2 separate regions of the Homo sapiens genome follow, and region 2 is linked to region 1. Evidence: read pairs that join two places in POLR2A ChIA-PET (ENCODE). Cell type or tissue: PC-3. All regions are shown on one strand. Each heading gives the region's core, and the rest is flanking DNA. Links, peaks and the distances in the headings are about the cores only.

Evidence for each region. Peaks named below come from ENCODE experiments on the same cell type or tissue, not always from the same donor. Only the 100,000 strongest peaks of a DNase experiment are listed, where the experiment ranks them.
Region 2: POLR2A ChIA-PET joins it to region 1 with 11 read pairs; 2 of 35 experiments call an interaction of 5 or more read pairs at or near these places.

What each region holds. Positions count from the first base shown.
Region 1 is chr19:6,087,477-6,097,071 of GRCh38, reverse strand. All of the region lies in intron 1 of RFX2 (regulatory factor X2), which reads left to right. Among named protein-coding and RNA genes, the nearest start is that of RFX2, 18 kb to the left of the region's middle. RefSeq lists enhancers at 3,795-4,500, 9,291-9,595. In PC-3, for the core only: no CTCF peak of the experiment used is centred there; DNase peaks (open chromatin) are centred at 4,471 and 8,201; H3K4me3 peaks cover 1,448 bases; H3K27ac peaks cover 1,319 bases.
Region 2 is chr19:7,603,794-7,613,388 of GRCh38, reverse strand. CAMSAP3 (calmodulin regulated spectrin associated protein family member 3) reads right to left here. Exons shown (of 17, transcript NM_020902.2): 2 at 7,910-8,163; 3 at 6,996-7,118; 4 at 6,818-6,913; 5 at 5,125-5,263; 6 at 2,774-2,913; 7 at 2,596-2,689; 8 at 2,458-2,512; 9 at 2,221-2,294; 10 at 1,803-1,872; 11 at 226-1,702. Among named protein-coding and RNA genes, the nearest start is that of MIR6792, 8.8 kb to the left of the region's middle. RefSeq lists enhancers at 7,652-7,946, 7,497-7,996, 7,997-8,498. In PC-3, for the core only: no CTCF peak of the experiment used is centred there; a DNase peak (open chromatin) is centred at 7,578.

The DNA.
Region 1 (9,595 bases), core at 636-8,635:
CACCACCCAAACTGGTCTTGTATTGATTCTTCCCTTTCTGTTTCTGATTATACTGTTCCAGTTCAGACCCTCTCATGCAGGACTGTTAAAGTAAACTTCCGATTTCTTCCCTTAGATGAAGGGTATGGTGCTGGTCCTCTTGTTCTGTGTTCTTCCAAATCTGGTGCTTCCAGCTGCCCTCAACAATGGCCTTAAGATGGTGGGGGACCCTGGGAGGGGGAGACCACATGATATGGTGGAACATCATGGAATACCAGGAGTGCGTTGAATTAAATCATGTGAACTCATATTTTATTAATGCAACATGATTAAATTATAAGAAACGAGGCCAGGTGCAGTGCCTTACGCCTGTAATCCCAGCACTTTGGGAGGCCAAGGTGGGCGGATCACGAGGTCAGGAGATCGAGACCATCCTGGCTAACATGGTGAAACCCCGTCTCTACTAAAAATATAAAAAATTAGTCGGGCATGGTGGTGGGCGCCTGTAGTCCCAGCTACTCGGGAGGCTGAGGCAGGAGAATGGCATGAACCCGGGGGGCGGAGCTTGCAGTGAGCCGAGATCGCGCCACTGCACTCCAGCCTGGGAGACAGAGCAAGACTCCATCTCAAAACAAAACAAAACAAAACAAAACAAAACAAAAAACAAAAACGAGAGTGTGCGCAGTATCAACTATGAGCATACATTCTTTAAAACTGCTGTTGATTGGGTGAGACAGACTGGTACAGGGCTTCCCAATAATGTGAAACCTGCAGGGTATCACATTAGTTTTTGTTTTGTTGTTGGCTACTCTTCATTAGCAAATAAGAGGAAATATCTACCAAGGGTTTAAGAAATATTGGTAGGGAAAATGTTTTAAATTCGAGGAACCTATTCAATAAATATTTCTGCAGATTGGCGCAAGTGCCATTATTTTATTTGAGCAGTGCCTTTATTTTATTTGAGCAAAGGAAGCCCACAGGATGTTTTAGTATTCCAAGGAAGTGGGGATCAGCAAACATTCTCTATAAAGGGCTAGATAGTAAATGTTTTAGCTTTTGAGGCCCAGATGGTCACTATCTCAACTACTCAGCTCTCCCGATGGAGCTTGAAAGCAGATGTAGACAACATGTGAGAGCTTGGGCCTGGCCGTGTGCCAATCAAACTTTATTTATGGATGCTGAAATGTGAATTTCATGTAATTTTCATGCATCACAGAATATTTTGATTTTGATTTTTTTCTAACCACTTCAAAATGTAAAAGCCATTCTTAGCTCATGGGCCATACACAAACAGGCTAGCGGCTGGGCCAGATTTGGGTGGTGGGCGGTAGTTTCCTGACCTCTGCCCCTGTGGTGCAGTCCAGGGGCTCTGACTCGCATTCGTAGACTTTCTCCAAGTGGTCCATCCTATTTCCCCCTTTATTCCCCGAGCTCCACCCAGCTTGGTCTCTTGACCCCTTCCCTGCCCCACACACCCTCCCCTTGTTTACACCTCTGCCTGATTTTCCCTACCCCACCTCCAGCAGGGTCCAGGACGGGATGCTGCCCAGACTCCCCTGCCCCATTGTTTATGGTACCCTGTTCCATCTGGAGTCTGCACCTGTTACCTTTTGCCACGTAAGGAATTATCTGTGTATGTCTCCTTTTCTTTCTCACCCCATCCATGCAAAACCCTTGAGGATAGAGGCCATGTCTAACTGTATTTGTGGGACACCAAATAGAGTAATTATTTGTCAAAATTACATGAGTTCTTACTAGATAGAGATCACATCTACATCTAAAAATCATTTTGCTTACTTTCTAGTAAAATAGAATCTCTTAAAATATTTGTGAATTCTTAAACTTATCCTGAGATGATTTATTCTAAGTGTCTTCTAGATCATTACCGGCCAATAAAGAAACATAACACAAGCCACGTGTGAAATTTGCAATTTTCTAGTAGCCGCATTTTATTTATTTGTTTTTATTTATTTATTTATTTGAGATGGAGTCTTGCTCTGTCGCCCAGGCTGGAGTGCGGTGGCGCGATCTCGGCTCACTGCAAGCTCTGCCTCCTGGGTTCACACCATTCTCCTGCCTCAGCCTCCCGAGTAACTGGGACCATGCCTGGCTAATTTTTTGTATTTTTAGTAGAGACGGGGTTTCACCATGTTAGCCAGGATGGTCTCAATCTCCTGACCTCGTGATCCACCCGCCTCAGCCTCCCAAAGGGCTAGGATTACAGGCATGAGCCACTGCACCTGGCCTAGTAGCTGCATTTTAAAAAGTAAAAAGAGACAAGTGAAAGTAATTTAATAATACATTTCATCCAATGAACTGTATTGAAAATATTCATTTCAATATATAACCTATATGAAAAATTATTGTCGAGATATTTCACATTCTTTTTTGTGTGCTAAGTCTTAGAAATGTTAGTTCGGACCAGCCCCATTTCAGGTGCTCAGCAGCCACGTGTGGCCCTGGCTTCTATACCGACTGCACAGGTAAAGGTGTTAAAGTCAAAGCAGGCACAAGTTTTAAGTCAACTCTTCCTTTTAAAAGGTGACCACTATATTGGCTACTTACTGGCGTGCAGATACTTCATAGCCGTGAAAACATAAGGTCACTGACAAAGTCTGAGTAGCGTGGGTCCACCTGACCTCAGCGTTGTCCATTTTCTAAAGTGATCATCACTGGACTTTGAAACACAGGTGGTGCCCTCCAAGCCACCTGAGTGATCTGTCCCCAGAATTCCCTAGTGACCATTTCAGGACTTTGGGATCCTGTGTGTAGTCCCCATAATTCTGACTGCTTCTCTTTTACATTATAAAAGTCTTACGTTTTCATCATTAAAAAAAAATCCAAATTGTAAAAAAGAAAAAAAGAGCCTCTGGCTGCTTCTTCCTCTCTCCTCTGCCCCTCCCACCACTAAGAAAAGTTTGGTGTGGATGGTTTCAGATATTTCACAGGCCTGTAAAACATACATACGAATTCTTTAGTGTTTTTTGCATTGGGATGTAATTCACATGCCGCAGAATTCAGGCTCTTAATGTGTACAATTTAGTGGCTTTCAGTATATTCACAAGGTTATGCAACCATCACCACCATCTAATTCCAGAGTCATCACCCCAAAAAGACACCCTGTCCCCATTAAGCAGTCACTCCCCACCTCCCTTCCCCAGCCCCTGGCAGCCACTAAGCCACTTTCTGTCTTTGTGGATTTGCCTGTTCTGGAAACTTCATGAAAATGGAATCATATAGTAAGTAGCCTTTTGTGACTGGCTGTTTTTAGCATGATGTTCTCAAGGTTCATCCACCTTGTACCACGTGTTGGTGCTTCATTCCTTTTCATGGCTGGACTAATAGGGTTTTTTTGTGTGTTTTTTTTTTCTTCTTCAAAAAAGAGATCTTATTTTTCTCACTTTTCTGCCACCTGCTCTTTTACCTAATATTTAGCCTGTATCTTTCCTTATCACTTTCTACTGTGTTTGTGCTTCATTCTTTCTACTAATGGTCTGATATTCCACTCCTGTCCTAAGTACTTACTTAGCCTTTTATTCTATTTTATTTTATTTTTTTGAGACAGAGTCTTGCTCTGTCGCCCAGGCTGGAGTGCAGTGGCACAATCCCGGCTCACTGCAACCTCTGCCTCCCGGGTTCAAGCAATTCTCGTGCCTCAGCCTCCAGAGTAGCTGGGATTACAGGCATGTGCCACCACGCCCGGCAAATTTTTTGTATTTTAGTAGAGACGGGGTTTCACCATGTTGGCCAGGCTGGCCTCGAACTCCTGAGCTCAGGCAATCTGCCCCACTCAACCTCTCAAAGTGCTAGGACTGCAGGCATGAACCACCGCACCCGGCCTTAGTTATTTATTTATAGGCATTTTGGTTATACCTTCCACTTTACCGCCAATGCTGCAGTAAGCACCCGTGTCCAAATATATTTGTGTACACGTGTGAGATGTTTGCCCACTCGCGGCAGGGAAATTGCTGAGCCTGATGGACTTCCTCCCCTTGGCGTTAGCTTGCCGCCACTTACATCTGCGCTCCATTCCTACTATAAAGGTGACTTTCCACTTTTGTCCTCTCCTGAAACTACGCCGCCTCCAGCAGGACCGGGGCCACCTCCTCGCCTCCCCGACACCACAGGGCCTTTTTTTTACCACATGCGTGTCCGTTGCCCTAAGTCCCCGTCCCACTCCTTGCCTCTCAGGCCAACACAAACTCTTTAGCTTCTTAACATTTCAGAGTAGCAGGTCCCGGACCCTTTGACAGCCTCGTGAAAACTTGTGTCCCCACCCTCCAGGAGAATGCACACTGAACTCACCCACAGTGTTCTGTGGGCCACTTAGGAGGTGCTCAAACCCCCTGGCAGCCTCTCCCTCCCCCGGCCCCTCCTCTGGAACGTGTTCCCTGTCAGCTTAGCTCTGCCTATCCTACAGTCCACGTGTGACTGACTCAGCCTCATTCTGTCACCGTGAGCTGCGCCCATGCTCGCGTGTGCCTCTTGGGGAGGCCTGGCTGCTGGGCTGGTTTGCGCAGCCACAAGCTCATGCTTGTCGCCCTTGACTCCTGCGCGGACTCGAGCCTAGCAACGGCCTGCCCCGCCCCTCTGAATTCCCTCTGGACGCGTGGCTGTAAACTCTGCTACCTTTATTCTCCAGCAGAGCACTCGTTCTTCTGCCTTCTCAGCGGAAGACCTTCCTTCCAGCAGCCCAGCATGCAGCCTGCGGGGCCACCCTCCGTCCCAAGCTGCTTTCTTGGGTCATTGACCCCCTGCTGCCATGGCCCGGGTTTAGGGACTTGAGCCCCTGCTCTCTCCAGCCCGAGGAGGGAGCTCAGTTGTGCAGCCACTAGATCCTGTTCTTGAATGTCTTCCTTGCTGTTATAGTTGGCTTCTTCTTATGGTACAAATTCTTTCTCTTTAACTCTACGTAAACAATTTAAAACCAGAATTCCTGTGACCTAATCCTCGATAAAGTTATTCATTCTTAATCTGAGCTTTTCTCCTATTTTAAATTCAGTGAATCATGGTTTTCTTTTTTAACATCCTTTAAGATTTCTGAGACACCAACCTCCACAGTTTTCCTCCCCCCACTCCCGGATGTAGAATCTTCTAGAAACTCCCTGCTCCTTTATTCTCCAGGGTTAATGTTCACTGAGGGCTTGGCCCAGAAAGTCTACAATTCTCTGACTCCCAAACTGGGACATAGTCTCATTTCAGATTCCTGATTGTAAAATGCCTACCTCCCGCAGTTCATTCCTCATTCAGTCCCTCGGCTTATTCTGTTGATGGGTCTCATGTAAACACGTTTTGCGGCTTAGACTCAGAGTTCCTGAAACAGATTTCCCCACACCTACTTCTCTCCCATCACTCGAGATTTTCACAAACAGTCTGTTAGGGATCGTGTCCAACAGATATTGTTGTTTGTTACTGAAGTTTATTTCTGAAAATGTTCGAATTGTACTTTGTACGTTCTCGTGCCTAATTTTCTCATAATTATGAGAATATTGCATTTTACTTCTCCTGAGGTGAGGAATGCAGGAATGCTTTTAGTCTCTATATCATTGTTTCTCTTCGTGGCTGGCATTTGCCAGCACTCAGCGTCATCTTCTTTTTTCAATTGTGATAAAATTCACATACAATTCACCTTTTTTTTTTTTTTGAAGATAGGGTCTTGCTCTGTCGCCCAGGCTGCAGTGGGGTGGTGCGATCATGGCTTATTGCAGCCTCCACCTTCTGGGCTGGGACTATAGGTGCACGCCACCATGCCTGGCTAATTTTTTGTAGAGACAAGGTCTCACTATGTTGCCCAGGCTGGTCTCAAACTCCGGGATTCAAGCAATCCCCAGCCTCAGCCTCCCAAAGTGCTGGGTTTACAGGCATGCGCCACCACACCCAGCCCAAAATTTACCATTTTAACCACTTTAAAATGGTTTTCATTTGGTGGATTTTAGGATTTTCACAGTGTTGTGAAGCCATCATCACTCTCTAATTCCAGAACATTTCCATCACCGTGAAAAGAAACTCCATACCTATTAGAAGTCGATCACAGTCCCCTACTCCCAGCCCCTGGCAAACACCAAGTCTGCTTCTTGTCTATGTGGGTTTTCCTATTCTGAATATTTCCTGTAAATAGAATCATACAATATGTGACCTTTTTCGTGACTGACTTCTTTCACTTGTGTGTATATAAATATATATTTAAGCCCTGGAAGGTTGGGTAATATTGTTTTGCAGTTCATCCACATTGTAGCCTGTGTCAGAGCTTCATTCTTTTTTATGGCTGAATAGTATTCCACTCCATGGGTGGACCACATCTGTTTATGCATTCATCCCTTGATGGGCATTTGGGTTGTTTCTACCTTTTGACTATTACGAATAGTGCTGCTATGAATATTTGTGGACAAGCTTTTGCCTGGACATATAGCTTCATTTCTTCAGGGAATATACCTAGGAGTGGAGTTGCTGAGTCGTATGGTAACTGCAAGTTAACTGCCAAATTGTCCTTTCACAGTCCCACCGGCAGGGAGTGAGGGCTCCAGTTTCTCCACATCCTCACCAACACTTTTATTTTTCCCTGTTTTTAGTATAACCAGCCTCGTAGGTGTGAAGTGGTGTTTCATGGTGGTTCTTATTTGTGTTTCTGTAATGACTGATGATGCTGAGCCTCTTTTCATGTGCTTTCATCTGTCTATAGCTCTTCTTTGGAGAAATGTGTATTCTTTTTTTTTTTTTTTTTTGAGACAGAGTCTCACTATGTCACCCAGGCTGTAGTGCAATGGCGTGATCTTGGCTCACTGCAACCTCACCCGGCTGAGAAATTTGTATTCAAAGGTGTTATCTGGGCTGGCATGGTGGCTCATGCTTGTAATCTCAGCACTTTGGGAGGCTGATGCAGGAAGATCACTTGAGCTCAGTAGTTCAAGACCAGCCTGGGCAACATGGTGAAACCCTGTCTCTATGAAAAATTCAAAATGCAAAAATAGCCAGGTGTGGTGGTGTGGGCCTCTGGTCTCAACTACTCCAGAGGGTGAGGTGGGAGGACCTCTTGAGCCTGGGACGTTGAGGCTGCAGTGAGCGATGTACATGCCACTGTACTCCAGCCTGAGTGACAAAAGCGAGAACCTGTCTCAAAACAAACAAACAAACAATCCAAAGATGTTATCTTATACAAACAATCCAAAGATGTTATCTCATATAATAATTTTCTCTAATCCACAAGTTTCTGTTCCTCTGTGAAATGCCCAAAGACCCTGAATCATGAAGGTCCCCAGCACATGTAAGAGCTACACAGGGTGGTGGAGGGAAGGGAGGGTGACAGTTCATTCAGATGCTACAACAAAAATATTAGAGACTGGCTGGCTTCTAAACAACAGGAATGTGTTGCAGTCAGCTCTGGAGGCTGGGAAGTCCAAGATCAAGGCACTGGCAGATTCAGTGTCTGGGGAGGGCCTGCTTTCTGGTTCGGCTTCTGCCTTCTAGCTGTGTCCTCACGTGATGGAAGGGGCAGGGGAGGTCTCTGGGGCCTCTTTTGCAAGGACCCTAATCCCATTCCTGTGGGTGCCATGCTCATGACCTAATCATCTCCCAAAGGCCCCACCTCCAGATGCCGTCATATTGGGGGTTAGGTTTCAACATGTGAGTTTTGGGGGGACACAACATTCCAACCATAGCACAGGGTCAGAATCCAGAGGACATGAGGGCTGGCCTCCCCCTTCCCTGTGACATTGCTCCAGCTCCTGCCCGTGCACACTCCCTTTTCAGAGACTGCCCAAAACCCCACATCCTCCGCCACTGAGATGGAGACAGGACAGGAGTGTTGGTCTTCACCCCCAGAGTGTCCCTGACCTGCTGGACGCAGATTTCTAGCGTGGTTATTTGTCATTACATGGGCTATTTGATACCTGCCCTTTTATTTATTTGGAGTTATTTTAGGCTCTGTTTTAAAGACATGAGTCCAAACATCTGAGTCTAATACAGAGTGGGCAAACTAGCCCATGGGCTAAATCCAACTCACTGCCTGTTTTTGTACAGCCCATGAACTAAGAATGCTTTTTTCCTACATTTTTAAGTAGTTGGAAAAATCAAAAGAAGAATATTTTAGGACATACAAAATTATCTGAAATTCACATTTCAGTGTCCATAAATTGTGCTTGCTTCAGCAGCAAATATACTAAAACTGGAACCATAAATAAAGTTTTATTGGCACACAGCCACAGTCATTTCACCCTACAATGGATGGGGTTGAGTCATCTTGACAGCGAGCGCTTGACCTGCAAAACCTAAAATATTTACTATTCCACATTTTACAAAAAAAGCTTGCCACCCCCTGGTCTAACGCACATTACTTGGCTATATGTGACTAGTACTCATGTGTATATGAATGTGATGCTGATTTTGAGGTTTATAAAACCCCTTAGGCTCTTCAATGGTGTTTAACATATTTTTGCTTTCTCTAAGAGAGAGAGGAATAATATTTACTTTGTTATCTTCTCCAGTTTGTTGTAATTAAAGAAGAGTCTTTGGCTACATCCATCTTGCAGGATGAATTTCGTTGCCTTCTTATACCTATGAGAACTGTGCCTTTAAAAAAAAATGCTGGGCTGGCATGGTGACTCAAGCCTGGAATCCCAGCACTTTGGGAGGCTGAGGCGGGTGGATCACCTGAGGTCGAGAGTTCGAGACCAGTCTGACCAACAGGGAGAAACCCCATCTCTACTAAAAATACAGAATTAGCGGGGCATGGTGGCACATGCCTGTAATACTAGCCACTCAGGAGGCTGAGGCAGGAGAATCGCGGGAGGCGGAGGTTGCAGTGAGCCGAGATCACGCCACTGCTGTCCAGCCTGGGCAACAAAAGTGAAACTCCGTCTCAAAAAAAAAAAAAAAAAAAAAAAAAGCTGTAGTGCCCTGGCCCTTCTCTGTGGCATTCTTCTTTGTCTTTCAGGCCCTGGCCAGCCTGGGTTAGGCTTAGAGCAGCACTCTGGGCTGGGAAGGGCTCTGTGTTCAGGGGTCATTGCTTCCTCTTTGTTCTCGTCTCTGACTCACCAACATGCAGCTCTGGGTGACTGTCCCTTGAGGACTGTGGCTTCCTGGCGGGTTAAGCCAGTTCTGGAAGTGGGTGTGCAGCTTATGGCAGCCAGGAGTGGTTTCTGAAATTAATTACTGCTCTAGATGATGATGTAAGGAGTGAGACTCCTGGGGAGAAACTGCCCATGTGGAGAAACCCAGCACCTGTAACCCATCACCTTCGTATCAAAACACGCTGTCCACCTAAGAAGGGCGAATGTGCCATGGCTAATCAAGGAAAATAATTTCTGTTTAGCTGTCAAAAAAGCTATTTCCATGATATCAGCCCTTTGATTTGGAGCTGAAACCTCCAAATCAAAATAAATTCTGCAGCATCTGAATCTTTTGTTGTAGCTGGATTTTTTAGAGTGAAGGCATTGCTAGGAATTACTGACAGAGTCCAGGGAGGGGCTAGAATTGGAATCGGGCTTCTCTGAGGTGAGAAAGTTAGTGGGGACTCGCCTTAATGCCTGGCTGTGGAACTGATCAAGGTCACTGGCTAGATGTGGTAAATCAGATGGGCTTCCTTGGGTTGGATGGGTGGATGCTAGAAAAAACTGCACTT
Region 2 (9,595 bases), core at 595-8,594, 1.5 Mb before region 1:
ACCGTGCAAATGTCCCTTTCCCCCCTCTCCCACCCATGGAGGCCTTACCCAGCCACTCACACCTGTTCTGTCCATTCATACCTGGCTCCCCATCTATCCCCCACCCGCCCACCCATCCTTCAGTAAAGCCCTATTCATCCAATAGTGGGTTTGTCCACCTCCCCCCGCCCCCACCCGCCCCCGCCCCAGGCCCAGGACCCTCCAGCCACCTGCTCGGGGACTCACCTTGTAGAAGAACCCCAGCCCCACCCGGGGCTCCCCCTCCGAAGACGCCTCCTCCTCCAAGGAATCCTCAGCACCAGCGGGGCTCCCGTCTCCCTCGTCCTCGGCGGCGGGATCTGCCAGGCTGCCCAGCGGGATCTCGATGAGGCCCGGCCGGGCGGCTGGCTCCTCGGGGGGCGTCTCCTCCGCCAGGAGGATGGAAGAGCGCGTCTGCACGGGCACCTGGCTCGGCGAGAACTTGCGCAGGTGGGGGAGGCTGTCTACGTCGTGGGGTGGCGTAAGCACCCTGGTCAAGGGTGCCAGCCGCAGCTCCGCTGGCCGCGTGTGTTTCGGGCTGCGGGGTGACTGGCTGGGCCCGGGCCCAGGGCTGCGCCGGGTGGCCGGGACTCGCCGGGCGGGGCTGGGGGATGCAGCTTTGGGCCCCGTCGTGGGGCCAGGGATGACCCACGCAGCAGGTGGTGGGGCGGATCCGGGGGCCTCGGGCGGGGCCAGGAGCCGCTGCTGCTGGTCCGTGAGCCTCTGCATGTCCCGCTGCAGCGAGCTCAAGGCGGCACTCAGCTTGCTGACCGCTCGATTGTATTCCCCCAGCCCCTCGTGGGGCACCGGGCCCAGGTCTGGCGAGAAGGTCACTGCCTTGGGCCGTGAGGTTGGCTCACCCTGGCCCTCGCCTGCGGGCCGCTCCCCACCAGGGACTGGACCGGAATCGGCCTCCTCCGCCTCTGCTTCCGCCTCCCCAGAGGCTTCCCGCGGCTGCACCTGCAGGAAGGCGCTTTTGCCCAGCCGCTGGCGGTGCTTGGCGAATATGGCCTCAATCCGTCGCTTCTGAGCCTCGATGGCTCTGCGTTTCTCCTCCAGCCGGGCGCTGAGCTCACTCATCTCCGAGCTCAGGGCCTCCGGCGGGGCCGGAGTGGACGTGGGGGACCCCGCTCCGGCCTCAGCCTCTGCCTTCACCAGCTGTTTCTTGCGTTCTGCAAAGCTGGTCATTTTCACCTCGGAGTTGGTGGCTGCTGGGGACGAAGCCACCGCCTTCGGGGACCCCTCGGATGGGGCTGGCGGTTTCGATGCCTCCCCCACCAGACAGGGAGATGGTTTCGAGGGGGTCTCGGGGTGTGGCATGTACACTGGTGCTTTGGTGGGCCTGTCGGACAGTGGTTTGGAGGTCCCCTCGGGCAGGTAGGGGGAGGCCAGGGATGGCTTGGAGGGCCCCTCAGGGGAGTGGAGGTAGAAGCTGCCGTCGGCCGCCCCATCTGGGAGGAGCCGGGGCTCGGCACTGTGGATGATCTGCAGAGCTTCCTCGATGGTGGGCAGGTCACCAGGCTCCGGGGGTGGCTGGGTGGGGGTCCTGGCCGGCGCGGGACGCGGGGGGCCCAGGCTGTCCGAGCTCACAGAGCGGAGGAGCACAGGGTCTCCCATGACGACATCCACGTCGCTGTCCAGGCCAAAGGGGGTGCTGAATGACACAGCCTGGGAGAGGGGACGGCTGGGCGGCCGGAGGGAGGGGTCAGCCCCTGGGACCAGCCTCGGCCCCAACCCGCCCTAGCCTGCTCCACCCCCTACCCTGGCCTGTGAGGTCTACTCACCTGAGCTGCCGGTTCCAGGCCTTGCCCAGGGCCTCCATATGGGACATGGACGGGGAAGACTTCAGGGAGCCTGGGGGAGGCGATGAGTGGTCACTATGGGGACCCTGGGAACCCTGAGTGGGGTCAGCCAGCATCTGGGGACAACCTCTGCAAGGTCATTGGGTGAGTCACTGATGGCTCATTATGTGGTCTAGTGAGACCAGAGGTTTCCAGAAACAGATACCCGGGGCCATTTACTGTCACTACGGGGTACTGTGGGGCCACTGGGGAGGCCATTCTGGGGGTCACTTTGGGATGCCCAAGGGGGATCTGATGGAGAGGCTATTGGAAGGCTCACGAGGAGACAACATGAGGCCCACTGGGGCAGTCTGTGAGTGGGGGGGTCCCCCGTGACAGAAGCCACCTACCCCCTCCTCACCTGTGGATCCTCGGAGTGGGGACTGGGGGCCACCAGATGACAGAAGCGGGTGGCGGAAGGTGAAGACAGGAGAACTGTACGGAGAGACGTACTTCAGCCTCAGGACCCCCACCTCCTCCTCCGCCTCTCCCCGGGGGGAGACAACAGCATCACCCAGCTGCGTCCCAGTGCTCAGCAAGGCAGACATGGAGCCCCACACCCACAATGCCAGAGACTCGCCCAGTGTGGGGAGCGTACCTACTGCCGCTGTTGTTCTGAGGTGGGGAGGCCTCAGTGCCCCGGGGGGAGGCAGCTGCAGTACAGAGAAGAGGGTCAGGCGGGGGTTTGGCTCTCCCACCCGCCCCCGACCCGGCCCCCAGGCCCCCAGGGCCTCACCGTGACCATCGGGCAAGTCCTTCACTTGCACAAAGTCGGGCTTGAGCACCTCAAAACACATGAACAACTCGGCCAGCATCACCACCAAGTTGACCTGGAGGTGGGAGGCCGGGTCAGCAGACGGGACCCCTGGCCCCAGATGCCCGCCTCGGCCCAGGAGGCCCCAGGATGGCCTTACCTTGAGTGGCGGTGGGACGTACAGCAAGTCCTCAAGGGACAGGGGGCAGCCACGAGGAAGGCGAGAGGCACAGAAATCCTGCACGAGCTGGAGGTTGTACAGGCTGTCCGCCACAGACATGGGGTCCTTCAAGCACACCTCTGTGGGGACAGGAGGAGTGGGTCCCCAACTCTATGAGGAGGAGGATGGGGCCCCAGGGAAGCCAGGGACCAGCAGTCCCCCACACACGGAAGACCTCCTATGAGCCCAGCTTCTGCCAGGTGCCCTTCGAGAGGTGAATTCTTTTTTTTTTTTTTTTGAGATGGAGTCTCGCTCTGTCACCCAGGCTGTAGTGCAGTGGCGCAATCCCAGCTCACTGCAACCTCTGCCTCCCGGGTTCAAGTGATTCTCCCACCTCAGCCTCCTGAGTAGCTGGGATTACAGGAGTGTGCCACAACACCAGGCTAATTTTTTGTGGTTTTAGTAGAGATGGGGTTTCACCGTGTTAGCCAGGATGGTCTCGATCTCCTGACTTCATGATCCGGCCGCCTCAGCCACCCAAAGTGCTGGGATTACAGGCGTGAGCCACTGTACCCGGCCGAGGTGAATTATATGATAGACCGTCCTTAGGCCGGGGGTCCTTAACCCCCGGGGCGTGGCCTGTCAGGAACTGAACCGTACAGCAGGTGAGCTGCAGTGAGTGTATTTACAGCCGCTCCCCGTCACTTGCAGGACCACCCGAACCCCGCTTCCGTCAGATCAGCGGCGGCATTCGATTCTTACAGGAGCGCGAACCCTATTGTGAACCTGGCGTGTGAGGGATCTAGGTTGCACCCTCCTTATGAAAATCGAATGCCTGATGATCTGTCACTGTCTCTCATCACCCCCAGCTGGGACCGTCTAGTTGCAGGAACAAGCTCAGGGCTCCCACTGGTTCCCCATGATGATGAGTTGTAGAATTATTTCATTCTATGTTACAACGTATTAGATATAAAGTACATAATAAAGATTAACGTGCTTGAATTATCCCAAGACCACCTCCCTGCCTCCATCTGTGGAAAAATTGTCTTCCACAAAACCGGTCCCTGGAGCCAAAAAGTTGGTGACTATTGCCTTAGGCCTTTGCATCTTTCTAGAACACTCTCCCCCAAGACCTCAGCTCAAAAAGCTTTTCCGGGCCAGGTGTGGTGGCTCACACCTGTAATCTTAGCACTTGGGGAGGCTGAGGTGGGAGGATGTTTGAGCCCAGGGATTCAAGACCAGCTTGGGCAACATAGCAAGACCCCATCTCTATTTTATACTTTTTTTTTTTTTTTTTTGAGATGGAGTCTCGCTCTGTTGCCCAGGCTAGAGTGCAATGGCATGGTCTTGACTCACTGCAACCTCCACTTCCTGGGTTCAAGCGATTCTCCTGCCTCAGCCTCCTGTGTAGCTGGGATTACAGGCGCCCGCCACCGCACCCGGCTAATTTCTGTATTTTTAGTAGAGACGGTTTCACCATCCTGGCCAGGCTGGTCTTGAACTCGTGACCTCGTGATCCACCCGCCTCGGCCTCCCAAACTGCTGGGATTACAGGCGTGAGCCACCACACCCAGCCCTATAATTTTTTTTTTAATAAAAAAGAAAAAAGAGTTTTTTTAAAAAAAGCTTTTTCTGACCACCCATTGCCTTTAGGACTACCCAGTATGCAAAAAGTACTTCTGGGCCGGGTGCAGTGGTTCACACTTGCAATCCCAGCACTTAGGGAGGCCAAGGTAGGCAGATCACTTGAGGTCAGGAATTCGACACCAGCCTGGCCAACACGGTGAAACCCGTCTCTACTAAAAATACAAAAATTAGCCAGGCGTGGTGGCGTGTGGCTGTAGTCCCAGCTACTCAGGAGGCTGAGGCAGGAGAATGGCTTGAACCTGGGAGGTGGAGGTTGCAGTGAGCCGAGATCATGCCATTACACTCCAGCCTGGGCAACAGAGCAAGACTCCCGTCTCAAAAAAAAAAAAAAAAAAGTACTTTTGGATAAACTTAGTATCTTTCTCTCCCAGCTAGAGCCGTCTGTGAAGTGGGGAGTGTGTCTCTATTCTGGCTGGATCCCCAGTGCCTAAAACAAGGTCTGGCACACAGTCCACACTCCATACGTTTCATCTGCTGCAGGAATGAACTCCTGGAAGCACAGAGAGGTTTATATACTTGTGTGAGGTCACAAAGCTCATTGGGGAAGAGAGAGACACAAACTCAGGCCTGCCAGTTCCGGAAGCTGCCCTCATGACCACTGCATCGTTGCTGGTCTCGCGGACCTGGGGATGGAGGGTCTAGGGGCTGGGACTTAGGATGCCCAGCTCCCCGGCACAAGATCTGTTCCACATCCATTTACTCACCCTCAAGTCGAAGCAGCTGGGGACAATAGCAGTGGATGGTGGCGGCCAGCGCGGCCCCACTGGCCAGGTCCTGGAGGCTGGTCACCGTCGGGAAGCAGGGGGCACGTCGCGCCACCACACGGTCCTTGCGGTATCGGATCTGCAGATGGGAGCCAGGTCAGGTGAGTGGCCAGGCTGGCCCCCAGGGTCAGCGGTCATGCAGGCTGGGCAGGGAGGCCTGGGGTTTCCGCCATGAGGGGGCGGGAAGCTGGGGGTCCCAGAGACAGAGTTGGGGGGCCAGCCTGGAGCAGGGGAGGGGCAGCAGCAAGAGGCAGAGGAGATGTCTTCGAGCAGCCAGGCCAGCAGCGGGGGCTGGGGACAGGGACTCCTGGGACCCCGGGGCGGGGGATACATTACCATGGGGGGTTTGCTCCCCGACTCCTTCAAACAGAAGGCAATTGCGTGCTGGGGGGAGAGGAGCAGCCATCAGCAAGGGGGAGGGGTGCTGACCTGCTGGGCCCCCAAGCCCACCTTGGGGGGGAGGGGGTAGCCCTGACCCTGGTCCTGAGCCCCGGCCGTCCAGCTCCCTGACTGCTCTGGCCGGCTTCGCGAACCCCAGCTCCTCCCAGCCCCAAGGGACCCCACAGAGTAGGAACCCCCTCTTATGCGGGGAATCCTCCTCCCACAAAAGACCCAGGCCCCCAGCTTGGGGAGAGGATGCAGAGGAAGCGGGTAGGCAGGAAGGGAACCTCCCAACCCAGGCCCCAGGGTGGGGGAAGGAGTGAGCAAAGGTGGGGACGCCAGCCAGCCCAAAACCTCCCCCACTTCCTCCTTGTTTATCTACTATGGGAGTAATTTATATGAAGCACAGAGAGGTTTAGATACTTCTGCAAGGTCACACAGCTCATTCAGGGAAGAGAGAAATTTCAACTTCCAGCTTCAGGGATGGGCCTCCTCCTCCTTTTCAAAGCTGGGATTTTTCTCTAGGGAAGCTGGGGGTCTCAGTTAGGAAAGTTATTCTATCTTCTTCTGCATTGGAGGGTCTTCCCCTTGGCCAGAGGGTGCCCTGCCTGCTAGGGTCAGGATCCACGTTTGTGATGGGCTGCAGGTCCCCCCTTCAGAAATTTATGTGGTCTCCCCACCTCGGCTAAGGGGGACAGGTTCAGGGGGTCCCACCCTCTTCATTAATGGGAACGGGGAGGGCTTGCCCTTCTGAATAACGGGAGGGGAAGTTCGTCCCCACCCATCAGTTCGCTGGGGGAGGGGTCTGCCCTCTCAGTTAATGGCCGAGATTCTACCCTTCTCTTGGTTCACAGAGGGGTTCTCCCTGTCTCCCAGGACTGGGGTCCAACCTCCTTTGCTCACAGCTTGGGGAGGTATGAGAGGGCGCGCAGACAGGCAGGCAGAAACAGACATACAGACAGACAGAGCTACAAGCAGGGCAGGCAGACGGGGCGGACAGACAGCCCCACTTACAGGAACCAGCTTCCAGTACCAGCGCGTAGGGCACTGAGGCCAGAGAGGCAGAGAGGAGGGCAGCGGGTACCGGCACAGGGGACGGGCAGGGCACAGAGAGATTGAGAGAGGGGGGAAGAAAGAGAGAGTGTGTCACCTCTAGCCCCCTCCCCACTTCAGGAGTGTCCAGGAAGCACAGCCCTGCCCTCCCAGATCTCCGGTCCCCCATCCTTCTGACGGTTCTATGCCCTGGCCTCACCGAGGGCTGCGCCGGGGCCGCCCCGTCTGCAGGGGCTGCTGGAGAGGCTCGCTGGGCCGCTTCCTGCTCGGTCTTCTCCTGCAGCCGCCGGACGGTCTGGAGGGCAGGGAGGGGGTCAGTGGTCTGGCCACTGGACGATGCTGGTCCCCGAACCCACCCCAGGCCCAACCCCACCTACCGTGTCCACCCAGAAAAGCAGCTTGTGCTCCAAGCTGGTCAGGGCCAAGGGACCTGGCAGGGTCTTTGTCCACTCGAAGGCAAAGGCAGCCATGAGGGCATCAATGACAGCTAGGTGGGCTCCCTGTGGGGGCAAGCGCTAGAGGGTGAGACCTGAGAGCTGCAGGAGGCGCACCTCGGCCCCCAAGGGCCTGGGAAAAGGAAGAACCTGCAGATGGGAGGGACTTGACGGGGGGGGTGGGGCTTGAGGGGGCGGGGCCAGTGGTTCATGGGTGGGGCCTTAAGGGAAGGAACAAGAAATGGGGTCCCGGAAAAGCCACGCACGATGGGTGGGACTTTGAGGTCAGATGCTAGGCGTTAGGATAGGGTGGGCTGTGTACACAAATCCTCAAGGGCCAGAGTAGCGCCTTTTTGGGGAGCTGGGTTTGATGGGAGGGGCCAGGCTTGATGGGAAGAGCTTGAGGGGAGGAGCCAGGGCTGGGGGGAAGAGCTAGGCTTAATGAACAGAGCTTGAGGGGAGGAGCCTGGACTGGTGGGAGGAGCTAGGTTTGATGGACAGAGCTTAAGGGACAGAGCCAAGACTGATGATAGGAGGAGCTAGGTTTGATGGACATAGCTTAAGGGAAGGAGCCAAGACTGATAGGAGCTAGGCTTAATGGATAGCGCTTGAGGGGAGGAGCCAGACCTCGTGGGAGGAACTAGGCTTAATAGCGCTTGAGGGGAGGAGCCAGGCCTGGTGGGAGGAACCTGGGGGAGGAGCCAAGCCTGATGGGAGGAGCTAGGCTTAATCGACAAAGCTTGAAAGGAGCCAAGACTGATAGAGGGAACTTGGGAGGAGCCAGGACTGGCGGGAGGAGCTTGAGGGGAGGAGCTGAGCATGGTAGGCGTGGTCTAACAGGCAGTGGCGGGGCCTACCATGAGAATGGGCTGGTGCCTCAGGTCGGCCTCGCGCACCGGGCGCTCGGGCAAAGCAGGCACTGTGCCCCTCCGCGCCAGCAGGGCCAGCAGTGCAGAGGGGTTGGGGGGTGTTTCAAGCTGTGGCAGTGCCTGGCGCCAGGCTCTGCAGTAGAGCTCGGCTGAGAGCAGCAGCCGTGTCACCGGGGGCTTCACATGCTCCTGCGCGTACTGGTCGGTATAGAAGGGCTCCCACAGCTCCGGGGGCACGTGCTCTGTGGGGGCATAGAGGGGAAACACGGGGGTCAGGGTCACCAGATACAACACACACACACACACACACACACACACACCACATGGCCCGGATTAAGAGTGTGTCTGGACCAGGGAGGATGGCATTGGGAAAGGAGAAAGGGGATCTGGGCTGAGAGTGCAGATGTGCAGGAGTTTGCTGGAGGAAGGGGTGATGGCGTTGTAGGCAGAGGGGCCTGCAGATGCAAAGCCCAGCAGGTGGGAGAGAACACGGTGCCTCAGGGAGCTGATGGGCACTTAGAGTGGAAAGGAGGGGAGGCTACCCCCAATACCAGGCCAGCTGGACTGGCTCTTGTAGGTCCCAGGAAAGACAATAACATCGGCAATCCTAAGAGCCTTCCTGCTCTTGCCAATGTAGACTCACTGAGCCTTACATCAACGCTAGGAGGCAGCCAGGGCCCAATTGGCAACCCCCATGTTACAGAGGAGGAAACTGAGGCACAGAGAAGGAAAGTCCCTTGCCCCAGGCCAAATAACTCTTCAACACCAGGACTGGGGTTAGACCCAGCAAACTGGACGCCCTCTCTTAGCTTGCAGGCAGGGGGGGATGAGTGGGGGGCACACAGGCGAGCAGGGGAGGTGGGCACACCACAGGCACATCGAGGGAGTTGAGTGATGTAAACCTGGTGATTGAAGGGAGGAGGCAAGGGACAGAGAGGGAGGTAGCCAGGACCTTGCTGGGTCTGAGGGGGAAGAGGGAAGAGAGGGGTAATGACTGAGCTTGGGTGCAGGAGGAATGGGAGGTGAAGGGGTGAAATTGAATGTGAGGGGCTTTGAGGACATCCTTGAGGCAGATTATGTGAAAGGCTGGGGCTTAGAGAGATGGTGAGGTCACATCATAGAGACAGCCTGAGGTCCCTAAATAGGACAATGGGAAGAGGCGTGAGGAAGCCCCAGGTGGACAGTGGGCTGGGGGCAGAAATCCACGTAGGACCAAGAGTGGAGAGGAGAAGGCCAGGAAGGCTTGGCAGGGGTCGGGGAAGAGGTGACTGAAATCAACAGCAGGGAATCTGTCCAGCTCTTGTTCTAATCTGCACAGCTTTTGCGGTTTTTTGGAGATAAGAGTCTCTCTGTCGCCCAGGCTGGAGGGCAGTGGTGCAATCTTGGCTCACTGCAACCTCTGCCTCCCGGGCTCGAATGATTCTCCTGCCTCAGACTCCCAAGTAGCTGGGATTACAGGTGCGATGCTGCCATACCCGGCTAATTTTTGTATGTTGTAGAAACAGGGTTATCACCATTTTGGCCAGGCTGGTCTTGAACTCCTGACCTCAAGCGATCTGCTCACCTTGGCCTCCCAAAGTGCTGGGATTACAGGCGTGAGCCACCACGCCCAGCCTGCACAGCCTTCTCTGTTTGTTTGAGTTTTTGCTGGAGTGCAGTGGCACGATCATGGCT